Regions from separate parts of the Homo sapiens genome. Here all the other regions are linked to region 1. A link is an interaction called in ENCODE POLR2A ChIA-PET data of the cell type or tissue named here. Cell type or tissue: CD4-positive, alpha-beta T cell. All regions are shown on one strand. Each heading gives the region's core, and the rest is flanking DNA. Links, peaks and the distances in the headings are about the cores only.

The links. ChIA-PET counts read pairs that join two places held together with the same protein. Peaks named below come from ENCODE experiments on the same cell type or tissue, not always from the same donor. Only the 100,000 strongest peaks of a DNase experiment are listed, where the experiment ranks them.
Region 2: POLR2A ChIA-PET joins it to region 1 with 10 read pairs; 8 of 35 experiments call an interaction of 5 or more read pairs at or near these places.
Region 3: POLR2A ChIA-PET joins it to region 1 with 18 read pairs; 12 of 35 experiments call an interaction of 5 or more read pairs at or near these places.
Region 4: POLR2A ChIA-PET joins it to region 1 with 14 read pairs; 7 of 35 experiments call an interaction of 5 or more read pairs at or near these places.

The regions. Positions count from the first base shown.
Region 1 is chr2:157,400,669-157,408,660 of GRCh38, reverse strand. No RefSeq gene overlaps it. Among named protein-coding and RNA genes, the nearest start is that of CYTIP, 39 kb to the left of the region's middle. RefSeq lists silencers at 3,953-4,052, 4,083-4,132. In CD4-positive, alpha-beta T cell, for the core only: no CTCF peak of the experiment used is centred there; DNase peaks (open chromatin) are centred at 4,120 and 5,400; H3K27ac peaks cover 1,946 bases.
Region 2 is chr2:157,346,685-157,354,676 of GRCh38, reverse strand. No RefSeq gene overlaps it. Among named protein-coding and RNA genes, the nearest start is that of ERMN, 25 kb to the right of the region's middle. In CD4-positive, alpha-beta T cell, for the core only: no CTCF peak of the experiment used is centred there; no DNase peak of the experiment used is centred there.
Region 3 is chr2:157,455,464-157,463,455 of GRCh38, reverse strand. No RefSeq gene overlaps it. Among named protein-coding and RNA genes, the nearest start is that of CYTIP, 15 kb to the right of the region's middle. In CD4-positive, alpha-beta T cell, for the core only: no CTCF peak of the experiment used is centred there; no DNase peak of the experiment used is centred there.
Region 4 is chr2:157,465,326-157,473,317 of GRCh38, reverse strand. The region is part of intron 3 of LOC105373712 (a long non-coding RNA gene); the gene reads left to right. Among named protein-coding and RNA genes, the nearest start is that of CYTIP, 25 kb to the right of the region's middle. RefSeq lists an enhancer at 3,958-4,177. In CD4-positive, alpha-beta T cell, for the core only: no CTCF peak of the experiment used is centred there; DNase peaks (open chromatin) are centred at 3,717 and 4,227; H3K4me3 peaks cover 303 bases; H3K27ac peaks cover 1,758 bases.

The DNA.
Region 1 (7,992 bases), core at 1,553-6,552:
GGTATGGTATGGAAAAAGGGGAAAAGTAATTTAACAGTAGTGAAACCTGACAAACACTACTCCAGCCAGGTGATCGAGATCAACATCAATTGCCATAGGTTTATGTTGCTAATATGTGTCCTTGATATTATATAGTGAGAATGACACTTTGTCTCAGTGGTCCTCTTGCCCAGTACCCATAGCTTCAGTCTAATCATGAGAAAAACACCAAACAAATTCCAATTAAGAGATACTCTATAAAATATCCGCCAGCACTTCCCAAAACTGTCAAGATCATTAAAAATGAGTAGAGTGAGAGAATCTGTCATAGCCAAGAAAAGCCTAAGGAGACATGATGACTAAATAGAACATGGTATCCTGGAGAACAACCTGGAGCAGAAAAGGACACTAGGTAAAAAGGAATTCTGAATAAAGTTTAAACTTTAGTTAATAATGTGCCAATATTGGTTCAGTACTTGTAACAAATATACCATAATCACATTAGATGTGAATAATAGGAAACTGGGTACAAAGTATTTTTGCGCTCAGTCTCCCCTATTCACATCTAATATTGGGAACCCTGTGCTATCTTCACAATTTTTCTGTAAATATAAAATTGTTCTAAAAAATAAAGTTTACTAAAAAATAAGCACATTTTAATTAACTAAAAAGAGTAAAACGAATAAATAAAAACCACAGTGGAATAATAAAGTATTTGAATTAATTGAGAAAATTTAAATACTTTTTTAAATTTTATGTAAAATTTAACATAAAATGTAAACAAAATTTTATTTTAAAAACATTGGCCGACTTGGGCCGGGCGCAGTGGCTCACGTCTGTAATCCCAGCACTTTGGGAGGCCGAGGCGGGTGGATCACTAGGTCAGGAGATCGAGACCATCCTGGCTAGCACGGTGAAACCCCGTATCTACTAAAAATATAAAAAATTAGCCGGGCATGGTGGCTGGCACCTGTAGTCCCAGCTACTCGGGAGGCTGAGGCAGGAGAATGGCGTGAACCCGGGAGTTGGAGGTTGCAGTGAGCCGAGATCGCACCACTGCACTCCATCCAGGGCGACAGAGCGAGACTCCGTCTAAAAAAAAAAAAAAAAATTGGCAGACTTGTGGCTTCTGGTCGGGCATGTAACGAAGTTGGAAGTCACAACTCTGTCTTAACAGCAAGTAAAAAACTTAACAGCCGGGCGCAGTGGCTCATGCCTGTAATCCCAGCACTTTGGGAGGCCGATGCTGGTGGATCACGAGGTCAGGAGTTTAAGACCAGCCTGGCCAAGATGGTGAAACCCCGTCTCTACTAAAAATACAAAAATTAGCCAGGCCTGGTGGTAGGCGCCTGTAATCCCAGCTATTTGGGAGGCTGAGGCAGAGAATGGTTTGAACCCGGGAGGGAGAGGTTGCAGTGAGCCGAGATTGCACCACTGCACTCCAGCCTGGGCAACAGACTGAAACTATGTCTTAAAAAAAAAAAAAAAAAGGAAAGAAAGAAAGAAAAAAAAAACTTAACTGAAAAATCAACAGCTCTTTTTAGATGCATCAAAGAAGTGAGGTCACAGGGCAAATCACTGTCCCGTTAATTGCAGACAGGCACATGCAAAGAATCATGATGGACTAGGGCAGGAACCCACAGCAGAAACTTATATATCTCTTTATAGAGAAATAAATATGTTGTGTACATGAAATCCACTTTAAATATAGAATTTAAAAGTATATGATGGAAAAGTACATACCATGTTGTCACTACTTTAAAGAAAGTGGGAGTATCTGTATTAATTTCAAACAGAAGAGACTTCAGAGCAAAGAAAATTATCAGGGATAAAGAGGAACATTATATAATGATAAAGGGACCAATTCTGCAAGAAGACATAGCAATTTTTAATGCATATGTGCCTAGCAAAGCAGCAAAACACATGAAATGAAAACTAACTGTAGTCTGTTAGTTTAATCCACTATTACAGTTGGAGAATTCAACACCCTCTACCAGAAATGGACAAATATAGCAGGCAGAAAATCTGCAAGGACATAGCTGAAATCAATAACATCATCAATCAACTGAATATAGCTGATATCTATCAACTACTTTATTCTAAAACAGAAAAATACACATTCTTCCTCAACTCACATGGATTATTCATCAACATAGACCACATACTGGACCATAAAATATACCTTAACAAATTTAAGAGAACATAAATCTTCCAATGTCTGCTCTCAGATCACAATAGATCTAAAGAAGTAAATTAGCTAGAAAATTCCTCAAATACTTGGAGATTAAACAACACACTTCTAAATAACACAGAGGTCAATGAAGAAATATCAAGAGGAATTAAAAAATATTTTAAAATAAATAAAAATAAAAACAACATATCAAAAATTGTGGTATGCAGCAAAAGCAGTGCTTACTGGGAAATTCAGAACATTTAATGCATGTATTAGAAAGGGGAAAAGATCTAAAATCAATAATATAAGCTTCCACCTTTGGAAATTTAAAAGAAATGCAAATTAAATCCAAAATATATAGAATAATATAATTAACAACAATTAGAACATAAATCAATAAAATAGAAACTAGAAATTCAGTAGAGAAAATCATGAAACCAGAGCTAGTTCCCTGAGAACATTAACAAAATTGAAAAGCCTTTAGCAAGGCTAACTTAAAAAAAAGAGAGAGAGAACCATAAAAACCCTAGAAGAAAACCTAGACATTACCATTCAGGACATAGGCATGGTCAAGGACTTCATGTCTAAAACACCAAAAGCAATGGCAACAAAAGCCAAAATTGACAAATGGGATCTAATTAAACTAAAGAGCTTCTGCACATCAAAACAAACTACCATCAGAGAGAACAGGCATGGGAGAAAATTTTTGCAATCATCTACTCATCTGACAAAGGGCTAATATCCAGAATCTGCAAAGAACTCAAACAAATTTACAAGAAAAAAAACAAACAACCCCATCAACAAGTGGGTGAAGGATATGAACAGACACTTCTCAAAAGAAGACATTTATGCAGCCAACAGACACATGAAAAAATGCTCATCATCACTGGCCATCAGAGAAATGCAAATCAAAACCACAATGAGATACCATCTCACACCAGTTAGAATGGTGATCATTAAAAAGTCAGGGAACAACAGGTGCTGGAGAGGATGTGAAGCAATCCTCTTTTACACTAGAAACACTTTTACACTGTTGGTGGGACTGTAAACTAGTTCAGCTATTGTGGAAGTCAGTGTGGTGATTCCTCAAGTATCTAGAACTAGAAATACCATTTGACCCAGCAATCCCATTACTGGGTATATACCCAAAGGATTATAAATCATGCTGCTATAAAGACATATGCACACGTATGTTTATTGTGGCACTATTCACAATAGCAAAGACTTGGAACAAACCCAAATGTCCAGCAATGATAGACTGGATTAAGAAAATGTGGCACATATACACCATGGAATACTATGCAGCCTTAAAAAATGATGAGTTCATGTCCTTTGTAGGGACATGGATGAAGCTGGAAACCATCATTCTCAGCAAACTATTGCAAGGACAAAAAACCAAACACCTCATGTTCTCACTCATAGGTGGGAATTGAACAATGAGAACACATGGACACAGGAAGGGGAACATCACACACTGGGGCCTGTTGTGGGGTGGGGGGAGGGGGGAGGGATAGCATTAGGAGATATACCTAATGTTAAATGACAAGTTAATGGGTGCAGCACACCAACATGGCACATGTATACATATGTAACAAACCTGCATGTTGTGCACATGTACCCTAAAACTTAAAGTATAATAATAAAAAAAAGAAATGAGCTTGCTAGACAATGCTATTTATTATTATAAAAATTGCTTAATTATAATAACTCTACCATTTTTGGTTATCAATAAATGATGTAAGTAAATTTTAAAAGTATAAACTAAAAATAGGAAAAACATAGAAAATGATAATGAGTAGGGATCTGATCCCAACCAGCTGTATTTGAAGACATGGTTGTTATTTCCTCACCACAATATGTGACATTTTATTCTGAGTTTCAAAACTACAGACAGAACCACTGATTAAAAACAGGATGTGGGTGAATAGTCATGCATGAGACTACCTGGATGAGACATGAGCTAATCTAGTGGTTCTAAAACAGCAGCCTCCCGTCAAATGCTGGCTTGCTGCTTCAGAATCACCTGAGCAACTCGTAAAGGTGCAGATTCTCAGGCATTGGGCCCCAGAGATTCTGTTGAATAGGCCTGGGTGGGTTTCAGAAGTCTTTGTATAAACAAGTTCCCTAAAAGATTCTTGCATTAATAGCTAGGAACCATGTTTTGAGAAACACTACCCTGGAAGTTTATAATTTCTCTGTTAGCTCTGGTGTTGGTGAACTGTAATCGGGATGGAGTATAAGCAAAATGATAAAAAATGTCAAAAATATTAAAAGTGTCTTAAGAAGAAAGCTACCTCCTAATAACCTCCTCTTAGATTTTCCAACATGAATGTATGAAATTTCCATGCTTTTCAACATCATTTTCTGCATGTAACCATGACTCCTAGTCTGCTGAAGTGGAAGCCATCTAGAAGGAGTTCCCTCAATTCCCTTGCCTCCAATGATTTCTATCTCCTTTTTCTCTTTGCTGGTATTTCTAACTGAAATGAATGCATGTCTTTCCCACTTCTTACATCTTTACTTTCCCACAGACTTCTTTCTTCAGGCCAGCAAATACTTTTTATTTTTACCTATTCTGAGCTTAACCAGTAAAACCTGCATTATCAGCATGAACAGAAGATCATATCTCTTCAATATGTAAATTAATTTCCTAAGCCCCTGATTGCTAGATTCAGCATTGGAAACTAACCTTTATTGATCATGTTTCCATTTTCTGTCCTAAATCTTTTGAAAATGCTGGGATCTTACTTGGTGGTGCTTCCACACTTCTGAAAAGAGAAATGGATAATTGAAAAAGCCACAAGTCGGGGAGGTTACAAGACAGCCGAATAGGAACAGCTCCAGTCTACAGCTTCCAGTGTGAGCGATGCAGAAGATGGGTGATTTCTGCATTTCCAACTGAGGTACCGGGTTCATTTCACTGGGGCTTGTTGGATAGTGGGTGCAGCCCACGGAGTGTGAGCTGAAGCAGGGCGAGGCATCACCTCACCCGGGAAGTGCAAGGGGTCAGGGAATTCCCTTTCCTAGCCAAGGGAAGCCGTGACAGATGGCACCTGGAAAATCGGGTCACTTCCACCCTAATACTGCACTTTTTCAATGGTCTTAGCAAATGGCACACCAGGAGATTAGATCCTGTGCCTGGCTCACTGCTAGCACAGCAGTCTGAGATTGAACTGCAAGGCGGCAGTGAGGGTGGGGGAGAGGCACCTGCCATTGCTGAGGCTTGAGTAGGTAAACAAAGTGGCAGGGAAGCTCGAACTGGGAGGAGCCCTCTGCAGTTCAAGTAGGCTTGCCTGCGTCTGTAGACTCCACCTCTGGGGGCAGGGCATAGCTGAACAAAAGGCAGCAGAAACTTCTGCAGACTTAAACATCCCTGTCTGACAGCTTTGAAGAGCGTAGTGCTTCTCCCAGTATGGAGTTCGAGATCTAAGAACGGACAGACTGCCTCCTCAAGTGGGTCCCAGACCTCCGAGTAGCCTAACTGGGTGGCAACGCCCAGTAGGGGTGGATGGACACCTCATATGGCCGGGTGCCCCTCCGAGACGAAGCTTCCAGAGGAAGGATCAGGCAGAAACATTTGCCGTTCCACAATATTTGTGGTTCTGCAGCCTCTGCTGGTGATACCCAGGCAAACAGGGTCTGGAGTGGACCTCCAGCAAACTCCAACACACCTGCAGCTGAGGGTCCTGACTGTCGGAAGGAAAACTAACAAACAGAAAGGACAACCACACCAAAACCCCATCTGTACATCACCATCATCAAAAACCAAAGGTAGATAAAACCACAAGGATGGGGAGAATTCAGAGCACAAAAGCTGAAAATTCTAAAAATGAGAGCACCTCTTCTCCTCCAAAGGAACACAGCACCTCACCAGCAACGGAACAAAGCCGGATGGAGAATGACTTTGACGAGTTGAGAGAAGACTTCAGAAGATCAGTAATAACAAACTTCTCTGAGTTAAAGGAGGATGTTCGAACCCTTTGTAAAGAAGCTAAAAACCTTGAAAAAAGATTGGATGAATGGCGAACTAGAATAAACAGCATGGAGAAGACCATAAATGACCTGATGGAGCTGAAAACCATGGCACAAGAACTACGTGACGCATGCACAAGCTTCAGTAGCCGATTTGATCAACTGGAAGAAAGGGTATCAGTGACTGAAGATCAAATGAATGAAATGAAGCGAGAAGAGAAGTTTAGAGAAAAAAGAGTAAAAAGAAATGAACAAAGCCTCCAAGAAATATGGGACTATGTGAAAAGACCAAATCTACATCTGATTTGTGTACCTGAAAGTGACAGGGAGAATGGAACCAACTTGGAAAACACTCTTCAGGATATTATTCAGGAGAACTTCTGCAATCTAGCAAGGCAGGCCAACATTCAGATTCAGGAAATACAGAGAATGCCACAAAGATACTCCTTGAGAAGAGCAACTCCAAGACACATAATTTTCAGACTCACCAAAGTTGAAATGATGGAAAAAATGTTAAGGGCAGCCAGAGAGAAAGGTCGGGTTACCCACAAAGGGAAGCCCATCAGACTGACAGCGGATCTCTCAGCAGAAACTCTACAAGCCAGAACAGAGTGGGGGCCAAAATTCAACATTCTTAAAGAAAAGAATGTTCAACCCAGAATTTCATATCCAGCCAAACTAAGCTTCATAAGTGAGGGAGAAATAAAATCCTTTACAGACAAGCAAATGCTGACAGATTTTGTCACCACCAGGCCTGCCCTAAAAGAGCTACTGAAGGAAGCACTAAACATGGAAAGGAACAACCGGTACCAACCACTGCAAAAACATGCCAAGTTGTAAGGACCATCAATGCTAGGAAAAAACTGCATCAACTAACGAGCAAAATAACCAGCTAACATCATAATGACAGGATCAAATTCACACATAACAATATTAACCTTAAATGTAAATGGGATGAATGCTCCAATTAAAAGACACAGACTGGCAAATTGGATAAAGAATCAAGACTCATCAGTGTGCTGTATTCAGGAGACTCATCTCACATGCAGAGACACACATAGGCTCAAAATAAAGGGAAGATCTACCAAGCAAATGGAAAACAAAAAAAAGCAGGGGTTACAATTCTAGTCTCTGATAAAACAGACTTTAAACCAACAAAGGTCAGAAGAGACAAAAAAGGCCATTACATAATGGTAAAGGGATCAATTCAACAAGAAGAGCTAACAATCCTAAATATATATGCACCCAATACAGGAGCACCCAGATTCATAAAGCAAGTCCTTAGAGACCTACAAGGAGACTTAGACTCCCACACAATAATAATGGGAGACTTTAACACCACACTGTCAACTTTAGACAGATCCATGAGACAGAAAGTTAACAAAGATATCCAGGAATTGAACTCAGCTCTGCACCAAGTGGACCTAATAGACATCTACAGAACTCTCCATCCTAAGTCAACAGAATATACATTCTTCTCAGCACCACATCACACTTATTCCAAAATTGACCACATAGTTGGAAGCAAAGCACTCCTCAGCAAATGTAAAAGAATGGAAATTATAACAAACTGTCTCTCAGACCACGGTGCACTCAAACTGGAACTCAGGATTAAGAAACTCACTCAAAACTGCTCAACTACATGGAAACTGAACAACCTGCTCCTGAATGACTACTGGGTACATAATGAAATGAAGGCAGAAATAAAGATGTTCTTTGAAACCAATGAGAACAAAGACACAACATACCAGAATCTCTGGGACACATTTAAAACAGTATGTAGAGGGAAATTTATAGCACTAAATGCCCACAAGAGAAAGCAGGAGAGATCTAAAATTGACACCATAACATCACAATTAAAAGATCTA
Region 2 (7,992 bases), core at 1,535-6,534, 54 kb after region 1:
CTAATGTTCACATGCAACTTCAGCCTGAGTTATAATGTTCTTGCTTGTGGAGGGTCTTGCCTCAATGTTGATCGCCACTGACTAATCAGGGTGGTGTTGCTGAAGGTTGGTGTGGCAGTGGCAGTTTCTTAAAATAAGGCAACAATGAAGTTTGCCACATCAATTGACTCTTCCACTCATAAAAAATTTATCTTTAGCATGTGATGCTGTCTGACAGCATTTCACCCACAGTAGAGTTTCTTTCAAGATTGGAGTCAAGCCTCTCAAATCCTGCCACTGCTTTATCAACTAAATTTGTGGAATATTCTAAATCTTCTGCTGTCATTTCAACAATGTTCACAGCCTCCTCACCAGGAGTAAATTCCATCTCAAGAAACCACTTTCTTCACTTATCTAAAAGAAGCAAGTCCTCATCTGTCAAAGTGTTACCATAAGATTGTAGAAATTCACTCTCAACTTCAGCCTCCACTTCTAATTCTATTTCTTTTTCTATTTCCACCACATCTGCTGTGACTTCCTTCATTGAAATCTTGAATCCATCTGATATGGTTTGGCTGTGTCTCCACCCAAATCTCATCTTCAATTGTAGCTCCCATAATTTCCACATGTTGTGGGAGGGACTCGGCGGGAGATCACTGAATCATGGGGGCAGTTTCCACCGTACTCTTCTCATGGTAGTGAATAAGTCTCACGAGATTTGATGGTTTTATAAGGGGTTTCCCTTTTCACTTGGTTCTCATTCTTTCTTCCCTGCCACCATGTAAGAAGGGCTTTTTGCTTTCTGTCATTCTGATTATGAGGCCTCCCCAGTCACATGGAACTGTGAGCCAGTTGAACCTCTTTTTCTTTATAAATTACGCAGTCTTGGGTATGTCTTTATCAGCAGTGTGAAAATGGACTAATACACCAACTAAGTCATCCATAAGAGTTGGAATCAATTTATTCGTAACTCCTGTTCATGTAGATATTTTGACCTTCTCTCATGAATCACGAATATTCTTAATGACACCTGGAATAGTGACTCCTTTACAGAAGGTTTTCAATTTTCTTTGCCTAGATACATCAGAGGAATCACTATCTATGGTAGCTATAGCCTTATAAAATATATTTCTTAAATAATAAGACTTGACACTTTGGGAGGCCAAGGCAAGAGGATTGCTTCAGCCCAGGAGTTAAAGACCAGCCTGGGAAACATATGATGCCCTGTCTCTAGAAAAAAAATTAAAAAAATTAACTGGGTGTGGTGGCACATGCCTATAGTTCCAGTGACTCAGAAGGCTGAGGAGAGAGGACAGCTTGAGCTTGGGAGGTCAAGGCTGCAGGGGGCTGATAATAATAATACTTCCGAGTCAAAATTACTTCTTGATCCATAGGCTGCAGAATGAATGTTATATTAGCAGACGTGGAAAGAACATAAATTTCCTTGTACATTTCCGTTAGAGCTCTTGGGTGAGCAGGTACATTTTCAAGCAGCAGTAATATTTTGAAAGGAATCTTTTCTTCTGAGCAGCAGATCTTAACAATGAGCTTAAAATATTCAGTAAATCGCTGGGCATGGTGGCTCACATCTGTAATGCCAGCAGTTTGGGAGGCGGAGGCAGGCAGATCACCTGAGGTTGAGAGTTTGAGACCAGCCTGACCAACATAGTGAAACCCTGTCTCTACTAAAAATACAAAATTAGCTGGACATGGTGGCGCATGCCCGTAATCCCAGTTACTTGGGAGGCTGAGGCATGAGAATTGTTTGAACCCAGGAGGCGGAGGTTGTGGTGAGCCAAGCTTCTGCCACTGTGCTCCAGCCTGGGCAACAAGAGTGAAACTCCATCTCAAAAAAAAAAATTCAGTGAATTATGCTATAAACAAATGTGCTGTCATCCAGGCATTGTTGTTTTATTTATAAAGTACAAACGGAGTAGATTTAGCAAAATTCTTAAGGGCCCTAGAATTTTTAGAAGGTAAGTGAGCACTGACTTCAACTTAAAGTTACCAGCTGGATTAGCTCCAAAGAAGAAAGTTGGCCAGTCCTTTGAAGCTTTGAAGCCAGGCATTAACTTCTCCTCTTTAGCTATAAAGTCCTAGATGTCATCTTCTTCCAGTGAAAGGCTGTTTTGCTTCCTTATCATTCATGTTTTGACTGAAGTAGTACTTTTAATTTTCTTCAAGATATTTTCTTTTATATTTTCTACTTGGCTAAGTATTTGGCACAAGATGCCCAGCATTTGTCTATCTTGGCCTTCAACATGTCTTCTTTGCTAAGTTCAATCATTTCCTCCTTTTGATTTAAAGTGAGAGACTATTCCTTTCACTCGGACACTTAGAAGCCAGTGTAGGGTTAATTGGCTGAATTTTGGTACCATTGTGTCTTGGGGAATTGTGGATGCCCAAGGATATGTTGTGGGGAGGGGAGAAATGGCCAGCCAGTGGAGTAGTTAGAATACATACAACATTTATCAATTAACTTCACCGTCTTATACAACATTATCAATTAAGTTCACCGCCTGCTCCTCCGTCAGTGGAGCAGTTAGAATACACACAACATTTATCAATTAAGTTCACTGTCGTATACAGGTACAGTTTGTTTGTGGCACCCCAAAACAATTACAATAGTAACATCAAAGATCAGTGATTGTCCAAGTGTGGTGGTGCATACCCTGTGGTCCTAGTTACTCTGGAAGCTGAGGCAGGAGGATCATTTGAGCCCAGGCGGTTGAGGCTGCAGTGAGCTGTGATTGTGCAACTGCACTTCAGCCTGGGTGAGAGAGTGAGACCCTGTCTCAAGTTTTCAAAAAAAAAAAAAGCAAACAAACAGTCAAAAAAGATCACTGATCACCATAACGGATATAATAATAATGAAAAACTTTGAAATATTGCAAGAAGTACCAAAGTATGACACAGAGGCAAGATATGAAGTGAGAACAGTTGTTAAAGAGGTGCTGATAGACTCGCTCCATGCAGAATTTTCCCAAACCTTCAATTTCTAAGAAATATCTGCAAAGAGCAATACAATGAGGAACAATAAAACAAGGTACACCTGCATGAAGCAACAGCAGTAGCATTTGAACGTTGGAGTTGTTTTATCATCAAAAGCTGCCAGAGATGATATTTTACAGCTGTTAAGAGTCAAGTATCTGATTGGACAGATGAGGAAGAATAGTGGCTTCCTAGAGCAAGTGATAAGCTAATATTAAAGGCAAGTTAATATTTCTTTACTACTCTAAAGCTTTCTTAAGATTAGCTTTTTGAATAACACCATTGTGGAGCTGGTTGGTATAATAGAAACAAATGGATTTTCTCATCCTACAGAGTTGACTTTTAACCACACTCTGCCCTTCACTAGTTCCATGACCTTGAGCAACTTATTTAACTTTCTAATCTCAGGTTTCCTACTCCATATGATACAGTTAATAAGACCTATCTTATTGGGCTGCTTGGAGGATGATGAGAGAATTCATATATAAAGGGAAAATCAGGTTTTGGCTTTTCCCAGATTCCTTCTTGAGGGCAGATTAGATAGAAGACTGGTTGAATGTTTGAACCATCAGTTGGCAGTCAGCCAGCCTGATATTCAAAAGGTTCAAAATCTAGGCTCCAGTGGACAACCTAGCAAGCCAGACAAATGTTAGAATTTTGGATTCTAGCCAATTGTGTATGTATATGTATGTGCTTGTCAGTCATCTGTGTTACTTTTTAATTAAGGACTTTAACACCAAGAGTCAGAGATAAAGGAAAAGTATAGAACAGGTTGAGAGGATTACATAGATTTAGAGAAGATGCTAATCAAATGGAATTGGTGTGGGTTCTACAAACACAGCTTAAAGGGCAGAAAATTTTAAATCTAGTGTTAACTTGCCTACTTCTGCAGACTTTGGGTTCCTCTTTAGATACTGTAATGGTAAATAATGTTTCTCATGAATATTGGAATGCCTCACTCAAGAATTCTGGAAACATTTTGCGTACTGTATTAAGCTTAGGACTTTGAACAACTTTCTTTGTGATCAGAAGGTAAAGATATTATTTTCCCCTTCCTATTGGTTATATAGAATGTAAGCTCTTCAGACATTAAAATGTCAAGAACCAACAGGCAGAGAAAATGGATGTGGATAAGATCCCTGAAGAGAAATGTCAAAAGTCCTCATCTCATGACTATTTGTAAAGACTCTCTTTATAGGATGTGTGTTGTCATGGCATTGGAGAGCAGGGACTGAACTGGGAAAAAATTAAAGACAATTATAGTGTGGTAAAGGGACTTAGCATATATAAGCTATGGAGAAAAGTGCAATTCCTTTATCTGGTCTTGGACATCACACAGCCAGCTTACAAGATGCTGGCAGACATTATGGAAATGACAAATAGCTAAAGATTCTGTGATTCAGACTGGTCGCCACATTATCTGAGCTATAACTTCAGAGTTGAGAGGGAAATTGGGTGGAAATTGCTCTGGTAGTATTAACAGCTGGAGGTACTTTGAGAAGAGCAGGGGAGGCACACATATATCACCCACAAACATTTTTGACACACCTAAATGTCAATTCAGCACATTTGAATATTTACTTAAAAACACTTGTGCACTCAGCCTTCTAATAGATGCTGTAGAGCATATAAAGAAGGTAGATATTACCCCTAACCTAGAGGAAATAAAAGTCAGATATCAAATGCAAACTTTCTTTTTATTATTTACTAGGGAATCTTTTAAAACTTCTGTGTGAGAGGCTTCAAGAATCAGGCTTAGGAACCTGTAAAGCACAAATTTTTCAGAGACTTATTTTTTAATAATAATTAATAAAAATATAACTTCATTGATAATAGGCAAATAGATTAAAATGTGTATATTACATTATCGAATGTTTCCTCAGTCTTTCATATAATAACTTCATAATTTTTGCCAAACCTCAAACCACCTGTAATACATTTAGTTATTATCTAAAACAAATTATTTCTTTTTATTTCAATTAATTCATTTGAAAAAGAAATGGGAGGCAGGAGAATCGCTTGAACTCAGGAGGCGGAGGTCGCAGTGAGCTGAGATCATGCCACTGCGCTCCAGCCCAGCCAACAGTGCCAGACTCTGTCTCAAAAAAAAAAGAAAAGAAAAAGAAAAAGAAATTGAAACTTGAAAAGGAATATTGCTTGCCATAATAAAATATAATTGCAAAATGAGTGCAATTAAAACAAAATAATGTAATTCATTTCAAGAGAAACACTTTTGCCTGCTGAAGGAAAGCCTGTCACCTACTCTTCCTTTGCTTAAAAGGGAGAATAACAAGTGCTAGAAGATGTGAAAACACACTGGCACCAAATAGGGATTTTCCTTTTTATGTAATTACAAGGGTTAAAACAAAATTGAAGTAATTTTCATACCATGTGATTTAATATTATTGAATACATGTCCAATAGTCATCTAAAATCATCACGTTCCACACTTTGGTATTCACTGCCTTAAGGCTTCCAAGGTCAAGTGTATGTACTTAATTTTGTTTAGCCTTACAAGAATAACAACACATTCATTTATTAACCCAGTTCTACAGATGAGGAGACAAAGGCACAAAGAGGTTAAAAGGCACCCCCCTGTGTTTAATCAGTGGTAGATATGGACACAAACACAGATTTTTGAGGGAAAAAAGTTGTTTCCCTTTATACAAACATTATATTATTATGTTATATACTATTATGTATTATATATTGCACAGCTATTATTTCATGCAATTTTATTATTAATGAACTCAAATAAGTGAGTAATAATAACAATTACTGAATTTTTTTATCAAGCTATAGGAAGCTGATTTTTCCATATTTTAATACCCTGATAAGCATTTTATATTAGAGAAACACTCAGCCTCTGCCAATGGTGTGCTTTAAGAGGGATGTAGTTTGGTAAGTAAATTTTATTCATCTGTTTTTGTATATAGTAATAGATACATGGGGAGGAAAGAGATGTGACCCTGGGTGGCAGTATAGAGAATGCACTCTGGTGACCTCAGATTTAAAGCAATGGAAATGGGGTCTCCTAATGTTGAATAATACAAGGCAATGATTAAGGGAGAAGCAAAGAACTGAAGATAAGATTTACAAAGACTAAAGTATAAAATGGGTTACAACTTTTGATAAAGCCAATGATAACCAGAAGACCCTAGTTACATTACGGTAAGAATAAGATCATCAAATGAATAAACTCGGCGCTGTGGTTTAGAGCATAAAGTTGATGGTTGACATAGGAGAGAACTCTTTAATCTCTATTTTGCTTTGTCTTTTCTCTTAAAGAGACTGATTTCAACACTAAGCTGTGTAGAATAAACATTGATTGGGAAGAACAGAAGATGAAAATGAGATAAAATATTATAAGAGATAATCCTACTGCTAAAAATGAGTTCAAGTTTCCTCCTGTGAGCAAATTTAACCCCAGAATATAATATCCTAAGGTGCAAATGAGGACAGTGATATGTGAAGGAGAAAGGGAAAATGGAAAAGAGGAAAATGTAAACGTAGATTCACATTTTAGAGGAAAAAAGGATACATGCTGCTATTCAGGACTAGAGAGCTTTAAGTTAACCCTGGGCAAGGTCCTAGAATGAATTATTAAAGATGTGATTCATAAAAATCTAGAAGGAGATCCAGCAAGAGATCACCAAGATCACTTCACAATGGAGTAACATCATTTTGTTCTTTAGCAGGAAATAGTGACTGTTGGATGAGTGTATCAGATATTCCACAGGCATTTTGGGAACACTTTCATGATATTTCTGGGGAAATCATGAAGAATGGGTTTAATGCAATAATAAATACCCAATTGGAAGATGGTTCTTATGTATCTAAACAAGGGCTGCTTAACAAAATGATAGCATTCACAGAGGAGGTTCTTAATGTTGCTTCCCAGAATTTTTCCATGTTTAAAATTTGTTGCAGGCTAGATCTGCTGGTTTTGAAGCTTAGTTTTTGTTTGTCTGAGAAAATCTTTATTTCCCCTTCTTTTTTTTTTTGTTTTTTTGAGATGGAGTTTCACTCTTGTTGCCCAGGCTGGAGCCTGCCTTGGCCTCTTGAGTAGCTAGGATTACAGCTACTGCCACCATGCCTGGCTAGTTTTTGTATTTTTAGTAGAGATGGGGTTTCACCATGTTGGTCAGGCTCGTCTCGAACTCCCAACCTTAGGAGATCCACCTGCCTCGGCCTCCCAAAGTGCTGGGATGACAGGCATGAGCCACCACACCCGGCCTTTTTTTTTTTTTTTTTTTTTTTTTAAGATGGAGTCTTGCTCTTTCACCCAGGCTGGAGTTCAATGGCATGATCTTGGCTCACTGCAAGCTTCACCACCTGTGTTCAAGCAATTCTCCTGCCTCAGCCTCCCGAGTAGCTGGGACTACAGGCGTGTGCCACCATGCCTGGCTAATTTTTGTATTTTTAGTAGAAATGAGGTTTTGTCATGTTAGCCAGGCTGATCTGAACTCCTGACCTCAGGTTATCCGCCTGCCTTGGCCTCCTAAAGTGCCAAGATTACAGGTGTGAGCCACCATACCCGGCTCTCCTTCACTTTGGAAGGACAATTTGACTGGATATAGAATTCAAGCTTGTTGGGTTTTTTTGCTTTCAAGACTTTAAATATTTTATGCTACTGTCCTTTTGTTTATATAGTTTCTGATGAGAAGTCTATTATAATTGTTATTTTCATTCATCTAAGGCAAAGTTTTCTCCCCCTCTAGCTTCTTTCATAATATTTTCTTCGTGTCTGGTTTTCTGCAGTTAGTTTTGTTTTTGGTATTTATTTGGCTTGATATTCTCTGATATTCCTGAATTTGTGATGTGGTGACTGTCATTAATTTTGGAAAGTTTTTAACCATTACTACTTCAGCTATTTCTTTTTCTCTGTTCTCTTTAATTTTTTCCTTCTGATATTCCAATTACATGTATGTTATAGCTTTTAAAATTGTTTACAGTTCTTAGCGGATATGTGATTTTTAAAAAATTCTTTTTTTCTCTTTGCATTTCAGTTTGCTATTGATG
Region 3 (7,992 bases), core at 1,874-6,873, 54 kb before region 1:
GGCTTTCTTTACCCTAAAATTATTTCCCACATTTAAGTTTCTCCTACACGAAGTAAACTCAGTGGAGGAAGCTTGCTTTTCACCAACCAGCTCCACTCCAGCTCTTTCAGTTCTGAAATTTAAGGATCTGGAAGGGACAGTCCAGAGACGTTTTAACGAAAGGAAACTAAACTTTTGACTAAAGGACATTATTTGCTTTTAACTAAAGGAAATTCTTAATTTTAACTAAACGAAATTCTTAGTTTTCCTACGTGTGTGTTTTCATATATGCTTGGGGTTGAACATTGAGGGCAAGTGAAAAGTGTTCTTTAAATATTCAGATATAAACTACATTTACTATTAAACTAATCTAAAGGACTCGCCTGCACCACCAAGAGTAATTTTCTTTTAGAATAAACAAAACAAAATTTTGTTTGGAATAAATTGCCAACCAGTAATTTACGTTTACTAACTTATTTAGGATAATTTTCCACGTGTTCTTCAGCAAACTGAATACTCTGTTACTAGATAAGTTTCCTTGTCTATAAAATTAAGCAGAGGAAGTAGATTGTCCCAAAGATGTTTTTAACTATAATCATATTTTTTGATTTTGTGATCCTAGAAAAACTTCAGTGTTTATCCTAGATAAACTTCAGTATTTTCAGTGTGGATAGAAAGGTGATTAGAAGGGACAGCTGGGCAGAAAGACATTAAGTACAGAGTTCAAAGTAATTTGGGAGTCAAATTGGATCCTCTCTCTTCCTCTGAGGAAGTGTTTGAATGACTCAGGAAGGGCCTCCAACCTTCTCCCCTCCTGCTACTTTTTCTTCTTTCTCTTCTTCTTTGTCCTCTTGTTTTCCTCTTTGTTCCCCTTATGCTCCTCTATTTTCTTCATTCTTTCCTTTTTTTTTTTTTGAGGCAGGATCTCGCTCTGTCACCCGGGCTGGAGTGCAGTGGCATAATCACGGCTGTCTGCAGCCTCAACCCCTGGGCTCAAGCAATCCTCCCATCTCAGCCTCCTGAGTAGCTGGGACTAAAGGCACAAGCCGCCACACCTGGCTAATTTTTAATATTGTGTAGAGATGGGGTCTCAATATGTTGCCCTGGCTGGTCTTGAACTCCTGGAGGCAAGTGATCCTCCTGTCTCAGCCTCCCAAAGTGCTGGGATTACAGGTGTGAGCCACTGTGCCCAGTCAATGCAATGGATTTTTACTGGTTTGATATGCGTATTTTATTTTTCAATGAAAGTCCAGTTACCATGATTAAGCCTATATTCTATCTCCTTTGCTACCCCATCCCACACAACTAAGCACCAAAGTTGTCTTAGATTTATTTGATTTCAAAGAACAGGAAAAAGGAAATCAGTAGTTCATTTAGTGATGTTTTCCCTTGGACATTTTCCATGTACCTGAAGAATGATTTTTCCACGTATGTGAAGAGTGATGACCTATTTTTTTTGTTGTTGCTTACCTAGAATTATGTTTTAATATTGATTTTTTTTTTTTGTCAGAGAAGATTTCAAGCAATTTGGAAAAGGTTTTAAAGTCATTCAGTCTTTAGAAAATTTGTCCTGTCGATACTATGAAATACATCTCTCTCTATATATTCATTTTTGAATTGATGGACAGATGACAGGAAGTAGGCAGCAGGATTCAGTATTAAACAGCAATCTGATCTGTAGTACGTGAAAATAAGCTGGAAAAGAGCAAAAACAGATATATGCATGAGAATTTGGTCTCAAGTCAGAAAATAGCAAACAAGTACTTCTATTAGAATTTTTTTTTAAAAGTAAAGCTAGAAAGTGGGAATGTTTGATACCATTATGAACAAATGAGCTAATTATTTTATGTTTTATTGAAAAGTTATCTGTTGCCTTATGCCATGTTGAAAATTTTAGAGATTAGTTGAAAGGGAATAAGAATGATTAAAAGTTTGGAAGGCTGAATTTATGAGGAAAAATTTTAAAAAGGCAAAGTTCTAATCATGATCTTCCAGTAAAAGGTAGTGTGGTTTGGTGGGAAGGGCAACAGTTTGGGAAACAGAAGATCAGTGCCTGACCGCAGCTACTCCCAATGACCCCCTGTGTCAAATTGTCCATATTTGTCAAATGAGGGCACTGTATTGCGTGATTTTTTAAAAGTCCTCCCAGCTCAAACTTTATAATGGCCTTTCCTCTACCAAGAATATAAAACAAAAAGAAATATGCAGAGTGTATTGAGTTAGCCTTGTTAAGGGGGGAAAAAAAAGATACAGCATTTTTAAAGCTAGGGATGAAACACTCATAGAATTTAGGAAATTTTATTCCATTTATAATCTTGGCATTTGGGTTCAGTGCTTATCTTCTTTTCTTTCCCTTCGCAAAGCCCATTGTGTCTTGCTTATTCTTGGCAGTGTTCAAACACAAGCTCTAGGAAAGAAAAAAAGGAATAAAAATAGAAAAATTAATGCAAGTACAATTTCTTCTGGGGAGTCCACTGGTTTCCTCTCAGCTTGCCCTACTTTTTCTCAAACCTGGCTTGCATACCAATGTGTTGTGTTTCTCTGCAAATCTTGTTAGAGTTTTTGCACAACAACAACAAAAGTTTAAAAAAAGAACGAGAATTACAAAACTAAATCAAACTGACAGGCTACCAGTACTTAAAAGCAGAATAAGAGCGAATTCCCCTCTGCACCCAAGTCCTTCAGGAACTCATGGAAATAAGTAAATAATTAACTACTTTTACTTGAAGTATGATAAAGAGGGCCTCTGGGTTTGTTGAGCAAGCACTAGATGATCTTCAGCGTCCTATGTGGTCCAAAGTTTCCATAACATGTTTTCTGCCCTCAGGGAAATCACATTTCAAAAGTGGGGAAAAGGAAAGTTTAGACTAAGCTAGCGTGGCTCATTTGAAAAATGACAAAAGCTATTTTACCTCTGAGTATGTCTCTAAACACCTCTGGCATTCCATACAAATACAATTATTTTCTCCCCTGGGGAGTTCACTAGTTTAGGTGGGTTTTTGTTTTCTAGTTGCTTGGGAGAGTGAGTCATGTTTCAAAAGCTAAACCATTAAGCAAAGAATAGCAAGCCATAAGCAAAGGACACAGTGTAGAGTGAAAAATCTATAATGGTCTATGCGCTTATGAACTATTTCGTATTTAAGAGAAGTTTTACTTTTTGAAAAATTCAAAGGCATAAATATAATATTATCAGTTTTCAGTAGTTGGAAAACAAATCAAAGTTAATTGTAATGAACACTTATTGATCGTGGAATCCTTGCACTTTAGAAAGGATTTCAAAGGCATCTATTATTAAAAAAAAAAAAAATCTCTAAAATCCAGCTAATAAACTGACTCGCTAATCCAGGGAAAGAGGGGCATCAATACTTGGCAAAAAAAAAAAAAAATCACTCTGCTTGTTCTGGGTATAAGCCTTTGGGTCTGTTTTCCAGGGTGAAGAGAGAAGGAAACATTCCCTATGTGATTATGCATTTGTGTGTATTGTATACAGAATTTTTTTGTGAGGTGTTATAAATCAGACAAAAGAGAAAACGCATTTTACCCAGAAATAGCAATTACTTAGGGGGATAAAATACAGCAGCATAAGAAAGACTAGGAACTATTAACAATCCGCTTATCACCGAATGAAAGTGTTGTCCTACACACTGATTGTGGAGTTGAATATCATATCATAGATAGAAGTGACAGATCCATACAATCTGGCTTTTCCTTCATTCAGTTTCTTAACTTGTGGCTAGAAGCCAGTGATATATTTTGCTGTCTTTGTTCCTCCCTCCGCGCGTGCTCTGGTGAGCAGCTGTTATGTTTTCCTTTCCTTGCTTAGCCATGATCAGTGTACTTTTTTGAGGTCCTAGTAAGAATTTTAATCAGTCCTGGCCAGTAATTACTCTCTTTCCAGATGTAAATCTCTTACGCATACTTCATTTTTATTCTTCTCCAGTGTTATGAAGAAGGGTGAAATTCTGTTACAGAGCTTGTTGTACCATTAGCAGGAAGGGCATAAGTTGCTTCCCTCAGTCCTCCTGTAAAATGGGTGAGGGCGTCGTTTTCTGATACTGCTAATCTAAAACAAAGGTATTTTGGTGATTGCATATGCTTTGGTTTTTCTCCTTCCCTGAACCCAAGAATGTTCAGTGTTTTATTATTTCCACATTGCGCAGGTTCTACCTAGTTTAAAGAAGACAAATTTGTCAGGAACAATAGCTGTTGTATCTCTCAATGCATTCTCAACATGCCCAGCATACATCTACAAAACTTTTGAGTGTTTCACCCAGTGAGGGTATGAAATAGTTTAGAATAAGATTTTTAATTTTGGCCATTTTTATCAGCTTTGACTTTCTCCATATTATCTCAGAAACCATTATGTGACATTCAATTAACTGAATTATCTGCTCCAAATATTTTATTTATTTGATTTATATTTATGCAATTTTTACATATCATAGATATATGTAAAATGAGGTTCTTGTCCTAATAGAAGAATGCCTTGCAAACAAATAACTGCGATATATGCTGATTTGTCAAGATCTATGTGAGTAGGGCAAAAACTAAATCTTATAGGAGTCCAGGAGTGGTAACGAGACATTTCTGGTTGCTTCCATCAGGGAATACTTCAAAGATTAGGTGGCATTTAAACTCAGCTCCTAAGTGAAAAAAATTTTAACAAAGATGGGGTGGAGTATATATTGGTCAAAGGATCCAAAATTTCAGTTACACAGGAGGAATAAGTTCAATAGACCTATTGTACAACACAATGACTATAGTTAATGGCAATGCATTATATACTTGAAAACTGTCAAAATGGTAGATATTAAGTATTCTCACCACAGAATAATATGTGTGATAATGCATGTTAGTTTGATTTAGCTATTCCACAATGTATATATATTTTAAAACATCATGCTGTACACCATACATATATACAATTTTTATTTGTCAATTTAAAAAATCAAAATCAAGGGGGTAAAAAATAGAAATGGGGAGAATGGGGAGGGGGTTTTAGAAAGAGAGCTGTTTAAACAAAGATACAGAGATATGATAATGCTAGATGAATTGTCAGGAGGAAGGCTGTCATATCTTGCAGCAGGAAGCCAATATATTTAGACTAAAAGCTAAGACTGAAAAATTAGGTACAAATTAGATTGTAGACGATTTTGAATGCAAGGCTAAGAAGTTTAAATCTAAATCAACAGTTATGGGAACTTGACACTATTAGATAGGAATAGTTTGGTTGGGAAGACCATATACGGGAGACCAGTTGCCATCTATTGTGTTGTGTTGAGGACTGAACTTTGGGCCTCAACTAGGAAGCTGCTGGTGGTCATGGAAAAGAAGAGAGAGATATCAGACATTCCAGAGGCAGAAGTAACAAAATGAGAAGTCTAACTGAAAAGAAAAAGAGAAGTCTGAGACAAATGAGATGGGAGCTGTGTACCCTACAGGATTGTCCTGGTGAATCTTGTTCTTTCTCTACTTCAATGTGTGCATATCTTGGAGCATGGAGTGGGCTGTGCAAAGCACACTCTTCATTCTGAATGCTCATCTTCTCCAACTTTACATTTCTGAAATCAAGATACGTCTTACCATCTATGGATGTGTTTAATATGGAAATTTTTCTTGAAAGGCAGTTAGTAAATCAACAGTACATATTTTAATTGATGGTACCTTATCATCAAAGAAATAAAGTGTACATTATTGCTGTGTTTGGGTTTTGCTTTCAAAACAAAGTTATTGTTTTGGGTTTTGTTTTTCAAGCAAAATTATTCTATAGTCTTGCAATTAAGCCAAACAGCCTAGAATGCATAAATTACATTTAAATATTAAAGACACAGTAAATATTATCCAACAAACACCTACATTGCCCAAAGTAAAGAATCACTGTAAAAATAAGTCAACTGTCAGAGCTTTGGGCAGATTATGAATGTATTCATCAAATGTTTACTGATGAGCTCTCATGAAAAAGCCACTCTTCTAGGTGCTAGAGGGACAGAAAATAAATGAGAAAAGAATTCTGTCTTGGAGGTGGAGCTCCCAAGAAGAAAAAACAGGTATACATAATTTTAACAAGGCAAAATGTGATTTATCATAAGAGAGATCCCCAAGTTGTGCTTTGGATTATTTGAAGAGGGGATGCTCATGTTTGCTTGGGAATATCAGACGAGACTTCAGGGAAGATGTGGCATTTAAGTTGGGCTAGGAGAGTGGGGAGAATTTCTGTAGCTAGAGGTCAGAACCTGGAAAGGACCATGTTTGTTCAGGGAACACAGCAGTCCAGAGTAGTTGGAGTGTAAACCATAAGCAATAACAGTGATAACTGTAGGATGCATTTGCTGAGCAATTACTATGTACCAGGCACTGTTGTGTTTTACTTTGTGATATGCAGTGTTATTGGTCCCATTTTACAGATGAGCACACAGAAGCACAGTTAAATAACTTGTGCAAGGGGCTAAGAGCCCAAGCATCACCAGTAGGCTTTACTTCTTTCGTAAGCAGGACACATGTAAGAGCACGCACACAGTGATGTTCAGCTATGAAAGAATGCTGAATACAGGTCAGGGGAGGTGTTGCAAACTTATGTTAAAGAGTTTGAAGTTTATTCTATAGCCAAAGTGACAGCATTATCTAGATTTGGAACACTATGTCACTATCATCATGGTGTGTATAGTAGAATTGAACCATAATTGTCTTTAGTAATATGGTACCAGGAAAGTGTAGAATTGAACCATAATGGTCTTCAGCAATATAGTACCAGGGAAGTGTAAATTGTGTGTCAAATTCTAGCATCTTTCAGGGGACATTTAAACTCCTAAATTTTCATAAGACTTTGCATTCTCAAAGACCTTTTCTATTGCCTATGTCATTTATTTTGATTCTCATAATGATGTGGCATTTCTTCCTGTATTGGTTATAAGGGGAAATGTACCCCAAACTGGCACTGATTTTCTCAAAGCTCTATGGCTGACAGGTGGTGGAGCCAGGGAAAGAAACAAGGTATCTGGAGCCTGGATAATTGCTACTGTCTTCTGCTTAGTCCTTGGCGCTTTCTTCTTTTTACTGGTTTTGTCTCAACAATCCCCCTTTTTACAATCAGAGGTGTAAATGAGCATGTGTATGAGAACTGATAGGTTTGCTTGACACTGCAAGTCAGTTCTCCTAAGCAGAAGATAGTATTCTTACCAAGCAAGAGAAGTGGACCATTCTCTGGCTGACATTAGCAGAAGCAGGAGGTCAGGTGTTTGTCCCGTAGCTTCTGTACATTTCCGTTGATGAGTAGGGAGCAGTCCTAGCTGGCTACCTCTGGAAACTCAGTGTCTGGCTAACACGGTGAAACCCCAAAATTTATTTTCTTACAGTTCCAAAGGTTAGAAGTTAGAAATGGAGGTGTCACCAGGGCATGCTCCCTCTGAGACTCTGCACAGAAGCCTTGATTCCCTCTTCTCTGCTTCTTGTGGTGGCTGTCAATTCTTGGTGCTTTTTGACTAGCAGCTACAAAGTTTACAATCCCAAATCTGCCTCTATCATCACATGGGGTTCTTCCTGTGTGTCCATCTTCACATGGCATTTTAATCTTCTTATAGGACACCAGTCATATTGGATTAGGGCCCACCGTAATGACTTCACCTTAAAAAGACCCCATTTCTAAATGAGGTTACTCTTACAGGTACCAAAGGTAAGGATGTCAACGTATCTTTTTAGGGGGACACAATTCAGTCCATAAAAGATAGAACCAATAATTGACAATCTTCCTTTTATTAAGGTTAGCTATATACTTGTCATCACTTTCTCAAGATTGTAAACTTCTTAGGCGTATGAGCTGAGCTCTAATAGAAGAAATACTTTGATCCTCTTTGGTAAATCCATAGTATTGTTAGAATTATTGTTTTAATTGTAATCACACAAAACCTTTTTTGTCAGTCTCTATCTTTCCTACTTGATTTTTTTCCCCATGAGGGCATGGATCTGGCTCATTTTTACATTCTCACAGGGTTAGCACAATTAACAGGAGACAGTATT
Region 4 (7,992 bases), core at 1,692-6,691, 65 kb before region 1:
GCTCTAGCACTCATCCATTCATATGGCAAATATAGAGAGAGCACCAACCATTGCCAGGCACTCTGCTAGGTGCTAGACATGCACAGTGGAAAAGAGGAAAGAGCCTGTACCATGAGAGAGCTTACGGTCTAGTGGAAATGCAGACAAGAGAGCTAATTAAAATATGCAGTGTTAAGAAAAATCCTCTGTGCTGTAATGGAACCCAGTCCACAGGAAGGACACTCAGATTACCCTTTAGAAGGAGTGATGAAGGAAAGTTTCCCAGAGAAGTAATCCAGAACCCAAAAAAGAAAGGCTTAAAGCTGTGGGTCTCATGCTTCCAGGTCTCCCCCAAAGGATACACTGGGATTCCAGGAGTTCCAGGGTGACAAAGCAGTCAATCATCCAAACCAAGCTTGGACAGGCTATGGCAAGTAATGGGGACATACAAATCTTTAATCTCTGTTTGCTGTTGGTGATGATGGCATCACTGAAATTTTTGAGGTGTATTCTCAGGGTTATTTAACACACATTAAAAAGAAAAATGTATTAAAACTGATTTTTTTTCATGAAGAAAAATCTTGAAGATGTTTCCCTGGATTGAAGAACTCTTCTGGGGTCTGACCACAGGTCTAACTTCTCTGGAGGTTGGTTTGATACCCACTGGAGTGACCTCTGAGAATGGACCCCACTAGTGAATAGCCTCATTAGAGAGGATGTGGGTGGAGAAGGCTGAAGTGATGCTGCCATTTCTCCAGGATGCCTTCTGTAGATTCATCTCTGCTCTGCTGGGAAGCAGACTTCACTGACTCAAATTTTTTTTTTTTGATATTTTAAATTTTGAGTTAGGGTCTCACTCTGTCACCCATGCTGTAGTGCAATAGTGCAAACTTGGCTCCCTGCAGCCTTGACCTCCCAGGCTCAAGCGATCCTCCCTCCTCAGCCTCCTGTGTAGCTGAGACCACAGGCACCCGCCACCATGCCCAGCTAATTTTTTTTTTTTTTTTTAGTTTTTGTAGAGATGGGGTTTTGCCATGTTGCCCAGGCTGGTCTCAAACTCCTGGGCTCAAGTGATCTTCCCACCTTGGCCTCCCAAAGTGCTGGGATTACAAGTGTGAGCCACTGTGCTGGACTTCAAACTTCTTGAACTTTAGCATTCTCATGCTTGCCACAATTGTTCTTCAGAGCTTGATTGGTCAGTGATATGCTGGGTCTCAGCTTGTTTCCCCCTTCTCATCATTGTTCTAATATCATTCCAGATATCTTTATTAATGTTACTGCTACTTCTAACTACTACTACTATTACAACGACTACTACTAAGGGTTTTGTTTTGTTTGTTTTTTGTTTTTTGTTGTGTTTTTTTTTTCTTTTTTTTTTTTTTGAGATGGAGTCTCACTCTGTCACCTAGGTTGGGGTGCAGTGGTGCGATCTTGGCTCATTGCAACCTCCACCTTCTGGGTTCAAGCCATTCTCCCACCTCAGCCTCCCAAGTAGGTGGGAATACAGGTGCACACCACCATGGCTGTCTACTTTTTGTATTTTTAGTAGAGACGGGGTTTCACTATATTGGCCAGGCTGTTCTCAAACTCTTGACCTCGTGATCCACTGGCCTCGGCCTCCCAAAGTGCTGGAATTACAGGTGTGAGCCACTGTGCCCAGCCAGGGTTTTGTTTTTTGAGTGACTATATAGTAGCCAATGTCCTAGGCATTTTTTTTCACATCATCAGAACAACCCTGCAAAAATAAATATTATTATCTTCATTTTGTGGTTTAGGTGACTGAGGTTCAGAGAGTTTAAGAAACTTCAGTTTACTGAATAGTATTCTCAGCATACGGAACAAATATAAAACTTAATATACCATTGTTAACACCAGAATTCCACTGAGCACAAGTACCCTTGATTCAGGAAACCTGTGCCGCCATGCTTCCTGTTACGGGGACCACTGGCAGCAATTTGACTGGAACAGCCAGATGGGCCCTGTGGCTTTGACGGTTATTGCAGGTTTCAAGGCAAGAAAAGGGTCTTCTTGAGGGCAAACAGGCCCATTGGAGGGAAGCAAGGGTGTCAGACTCCAGAGTCAGCAAGCAGCAGAGAGGCCTGACCACTCCATCCAAGGGCAGAAGAGTCACTAGGTGCTGACTTTCTGTTTTGTTTCATTTTTGTTTGTACTGACTGCTGGATGTCAGTCATTATGGGCTTAGGGGTGTTAATTCTTGGCAAAAAATGATCTGAAATTCTTTAGTTGAAACCACCCTTCTTCGGGACAGGGAGAGAAATGCTTGGATTATCAAGTCAAAATTAACATCAGCAACCCCTTTTTTTACCCTGCCAATACAACGACCCTTTGGTATGCTGTAGAAGCTTTATGATTTGAAAAAAAATTTATAACAAAACAATTTTACTTATGTTTTTTCTCTTTGCTGCAAAATTAGAATTGCTTATTCTAGCTTTCCAGATGTTTAAATCCTGAATAAGCAGGGTTTTCATGTACTAATAAGCTTCCATTGTGTGGGCAGATACCATTATTGAAGGAAAGTTAGAGACCTCTGAAGTTCTCCACTGCATCCCAGGCTGTAGACACTACGTTAAATTGACGAGCAAACATGGCCCATACAAATGAGCAGGAAATAATGCATAAAAATGGAAGTTTAAATTTTTACCCTCTACCCTAGGTAAGAGGCTGTGAACTGGTGTGTGTGCTTTGGCAGATAGGTAAGAAAGTGTGGAATTCCTTACCTAGAGGGAATGAAGTTAGAGTAGGTGTCCTGTTGTTTCTCATCAGAGCATTGAAGAGATGGTTTCAGTGGTGGAGTAAGAGATGGACCCTGGGAGGCTAAGAATAGAAGCTGTGGTTAGCCCCAGACTATGGGCTAATGGGGCTGTATTTCTTGTTGTTTTGAAGTAATGTGAACCTCAGTGCCTTTTCTGTTGAAGCAGTCTGTGTGCTAATTACTTGTGATAAAAGGGTGCTTACAAGATATCAACAAGAGTCCTTGGCTTGTTATCTGAAGATGGTTTCCTTTTCCAAAATGAGGGGGAAATGGTCTGGAAGACCTGGAGCTGACTATGTTTTATCAACATGAGTTGACTATGTAAATCCTATGTACAGCTTGTTTGCTGGTGATTTAAACCAGCGTTTAAAAGTCCTGGATAACGGTTGTCACAGAATTCTTGTAGGTGATTTTTTTCCTCTTTCAAGAACTTCATATAGAGTTAATTAGGAACTCTTCATGCCCTTATACAATTCAATTTAACGTATCACTAAGAACTTCAAGTATGTAATTTGTATAGCCCACTCTTCATATTCATTAAAATTCACATACACATTTGTTCATATTCACTGCACAGTGATGGAATCAGAGAGGTTTTGTTATTTAGTCACTCTCTTGGTTTATTTAATCTCACTGAGTTTATGCCAAAAGGGATTTAAAGTGGCTAAATTAATAAAATTCAACAAAGTATTCCTGACCACACAGCATTTCTCTATTTTTTGGAAGGTTTTTCCTTCTAAAAAATTGTGGAGGTAAAGAGTTTTCTTATATTTTGAGTAGGTGAAATCATCCTCAAGTTGAAGAAAAGAAAACAAAAATTTTTTCCTGAAATGCCAGAAATTTGCATGGGGTAAAACACCTGGTTCGTAAGAAAAAAAAAAATCAAGCCCAGACATCCTTACCAAGCTGAAACAATATTTCATGTTTCTAAGATACTTGGGTGAGTTAAACCAAACAGGAAGCAGCAACAGAAGTCCCTGAATCAGAGAGGAACTGATCATTACTCATTTGACTTTGCAAGCAGAATGATGACACCATTACCCTGAAATCTAAAAAACTTAAAATAACTCCTTGTCAATTATGAAAATACTTACGGTTATGGTCTTCTGTCACGTAATCTCATGGGCAATTTCAACTTCTCCCTATCCCTTAGACTACTCCAACCCTTCATACTTCTAGAACTAGATCATGTTTTTGCAAACTTTTTAGAACATGGAACACTTTGGGGGAGAAGAAGGCTGAATCACCCCACTCGATCTTTTAAGTGACTTAGCCCACCCTAAATAACTTGAATGCGAAACCTACACAGGAAAACAAGTGAAAAAATTGGTAATTCTTTTACATAATTGAGATAATGTCTAGTTTCTTAAAATACAGGGAGAAGCTAAACATTAGATGTCAAACTATCGTAAACACAATTTCCTCGGCCACCTATGGATGACAGTCATCTGTAATACACAGACAACTTGTCACGCCCAGTGAACACCCTGAAGAAGGAGAAGCAGAATGGGGAAGTGGGATGGAGGTTTTAATTTCATGGTCTTTTGTGTTTTGGAAAATGTAAGTCAATGTGGCATTTGCAGAAGTTATCACATTGTTACAGAGCCAAATTACACCTTCCCTTGCCATTGTATCTAAAATGCTGGCTCCTTTTTATTCTTTGATATAAGGAGAACAAAAGGTATTTCTCCTTAAAGTAACAGTCAAATTTTGCCACTTGGGGCCCTGTGTTCATATGCCATGCCAGTGCTCAGCAGCTCCAGGTTTCTTAGATATTTTTATTAATTTTTATTGAGTGCTTACTATTGTGTCAGGTAGTCCTACAGAACTTTAATTTCCACAAAAATCCTATGAGGTTGGCACTGTTTTTTACATAGATGTGAAACTGAGACACAGAGATAAAATGCAGCTTTTCCCAACAACTTGGTTGCCTACTGTTCTCAAGGGGTATCTAACGTGTAGTACTCATGGGGTGCCTATAGGACTTGTTTAGCCTTTTTTCTCTTATTTTACCATTATTTTGAAACTTTAAACTGTTTTTGAAGTTATGAAGTAAGTACGTGTATAAAACCAGGATTAGAACATACAAAGAGACAAATAAAAAGAAGTCTTCCTTCCCTAACAACCCAGGACTACTCCACAGAGGTAACTATTTTTAATTTTATGTATTAGAAATTTTCTATGCCTAAACTAGATATGCATATGCATACACATTCATTTTTATGTATGGATCAATTAAGGTACATGTGTCGTACCTTGACATGGTTGACGCATCTGTGAACATGCTTGTCTCCCTGAATTCACTGTAAATTCTGAAGTCATACTATGTGTACCATTCTGGTTATCTGCTGTTAAGTAACAAATGATCCCAACACTTAGTGGCTGAAATTAACATTTATTTTGCCCACAGACCTGCAGTTTGAACAGGTCTTTGCTGGAAAACCTCATCTTTGCTACACTCAAGATCAGCTGGGGTGGTGCAGGGATTAAGGGCTGGAATCATATGAAGGCTCAGTTGCTCACATGTGTGGTGTTTGATGCTGGCTTTCAGTTAAGTCCACAGGTGACCCTGCGGCTAGAACACCTTCACGTGGTCTTTCCATGGAGCTGCTTGGCTTTCTCAGAGTATGGTGGCTGGGTTCCCATCAGACGCCCATCAGAGCAGGGCCTGAACAACTGGTATCATTGATGTTGGCCCTCTGACGTTGAAACTAGGCCTGTAACACCAGCTGAGGTCTGCTGTTGAAGAACACATCTGAGCAAGCATAGCAAAGTAGGCTGTGCATATGAGAGATGTGGAGACAGGGTGGAAGGTCATACTCATGGATTTGTTTTGGAACTCATCCGGTTATGTCTTATTTTGTCTTTCTTATTCCTCTGTATTCTCTTCTGTAATGTCCTTCTTACTGTCACACTCAGTTTCCAAGTCAGCTCTCAGCCTCCTCCATTCCCTGGATATTGATACACTTGTTCTCTCCTGGCATCACATCACTTTAACTGATAGCCTGGAATCAGCCCAACCTGGCCCCTGGCAATACATCAATTCCCAGCATCACACACATGCATTCCCTTGTAGGTCTTCCCTCATGGGGGTCTTCATTTGGCCATTCAAGCTCCAAGGGTTCTACTCTCCTTCCGAGTTTGGCTCCAATAGTGTTAGAGTAAACAATAGGTAATAATGTGTTTACAAGGGCTTAGAATCAGAGACACTATTGAAGAAGACCTTCTTCTGCTCATATTTAAGTATATTTGAAAAACAATTATCAGAGGGCCAAGGCCAATATTGTTAGCTAAATATTTCCGGCTACTTATAGGAGATGTCTGCCATGCTACCTACACTATTTTCTTCACTCAAGTGGGTATCCATAGCATTGACTAACTCCATTTTCCTTTTAATATAGTTTATGATTATTTTTATAGCTTAGACTATTCTAAACCATTCCTTTGAACAGATCCTTAAAGGCCCACCTCCAGCTGCCTCACCATTGCCATCCAAGCACTTCTCCTACTCATAAGATTCAGTGGTAGAGTATGACTTCATGGTAACCACGGGGGGGTTGCCCGATAGAGGAAGATGAAGCAATTGAAACGAATTTCATGACAGCCTTTTGATGTTCAGGCCAGATTCCCTGAGGGGACATTGGTCTGAAGAGATGGTCAGACCTTCCATTTTCTAGTTGAGCTCAAGATGAGTATTTCGCTTCGCTTTCAGAATGATTGTTTTTGGAAAGCTATGAAATGTTATTTATTAACCTTCCATTGCCAATGGCTTCTGTAGTGTGAAATAAAGAAAAAATTAGATTTCCCAATGTGGCAAGGTTTTCATGAGTTAATTTTTGGGACTCAGAAGTTGAACACTGTTTGGAAGAGCTTGGCTGTAGTGGTAGTAATGAAATTGGGTCACATAACAGAGCAAAATTCTTAGGTTCCCTGCCATCACTGCTTGTGATAGCATCATCCTCCCTGGTCCCCAGGATGGTTCAGAGTTGCAAGTCCCTCTCCCATTGCTCCTTATGCCTAGGATTCACAACTTGCTTATCCTTCTGCAGTGTTTCTTTCTTCTACTCTGTCCATTTCTTATCCACGGACACTGCTCTAGCACAAACTTTTTTTTTTTTTAGACAGTTTCCCTCTGTCTCCCAGGCTGGAGTACAATAGCACAATCTCGGCTCACTGCAACTTCTGCCTCCCAGGTTCAAGGGATTCTCCTGACTCAGCCTCCGAAGTAGCTGGGATTACAGGCATGTACCACCACACCCGGCTAATTTTTGTATTTTTAGTAGAGTCGGGGTTTCGCCATGTTGGTCAGGCTGGTCTCCGACTCCTCACCTCAAATGATGCACCGGCCTTGCCCCTCAAAGTGCTGGGATTACAAGCATAAGCCATCCTGCCTGGCCTCTAGTACAAGCTTTAATTGACTATTTTTAAGATGGTGGCACTAATTGAACTGGTCTTCAGCTTTCTTCCTTCCAATTATCTTATAAGCCACTGTCTTATCAATTTTCCTAAAATCCCCATTTAGTAACGTATGCCTTTACTCAGAAAGATTGGCGATTCCTTTTTGATAACTGAATCAAGTTCAGTGTATTCATTACACCAATGAGGTGCTCGGTAGTTCTGTCTTACGCAGCTGCCCACATTCCTGCCATACCAGCTTTGTCGCCAATCTCTGATAGCTCTCCCAGTTTTCTCCTCTTGATGACTCTCCTTCTCATTCACATGTGAAATGCTGGTTCTTCCCTGGTACCATTTCTGACTTGAAATTGTGCTGATTCTCTAAATTTGTCTTTCACCTTCAAAGGCAACCTCGGCTCCCTTCTGAAGAGGAGATGAATTTCTCTGTTGTGTCCTTTGAATGGCTTTGTGCTGTTTTCTGTCTTGTACTCTGTAGAGGTGGGCATGTTGAGTTATTTTGCTAGACTCAAGGCTCGTGCAGGGCAGAAGCTAGGCTTTGCTCACTTCAGCATCACGTTCTCCCACACTTAGAGCCAGACATGTTGTAGGCCTTTGCTAAATGCTGTTGATTTGAACAGAATATTCGCAGATTCTCTCCAGGAAATGGTTGAGTTTAATCTAGACCATCAACTCAAGTTTTTGTGTCTATAAAATGTGTAAAGCAAATATGATAAGAAAGTAGGTATGATTAATTTGATGTCAAGTTACTCTGATCATATTTCCTAAATCAAGACATCAAAACGTGATTTCATAAAGGATGTTTAAAACCTATAATTGACAAAGGA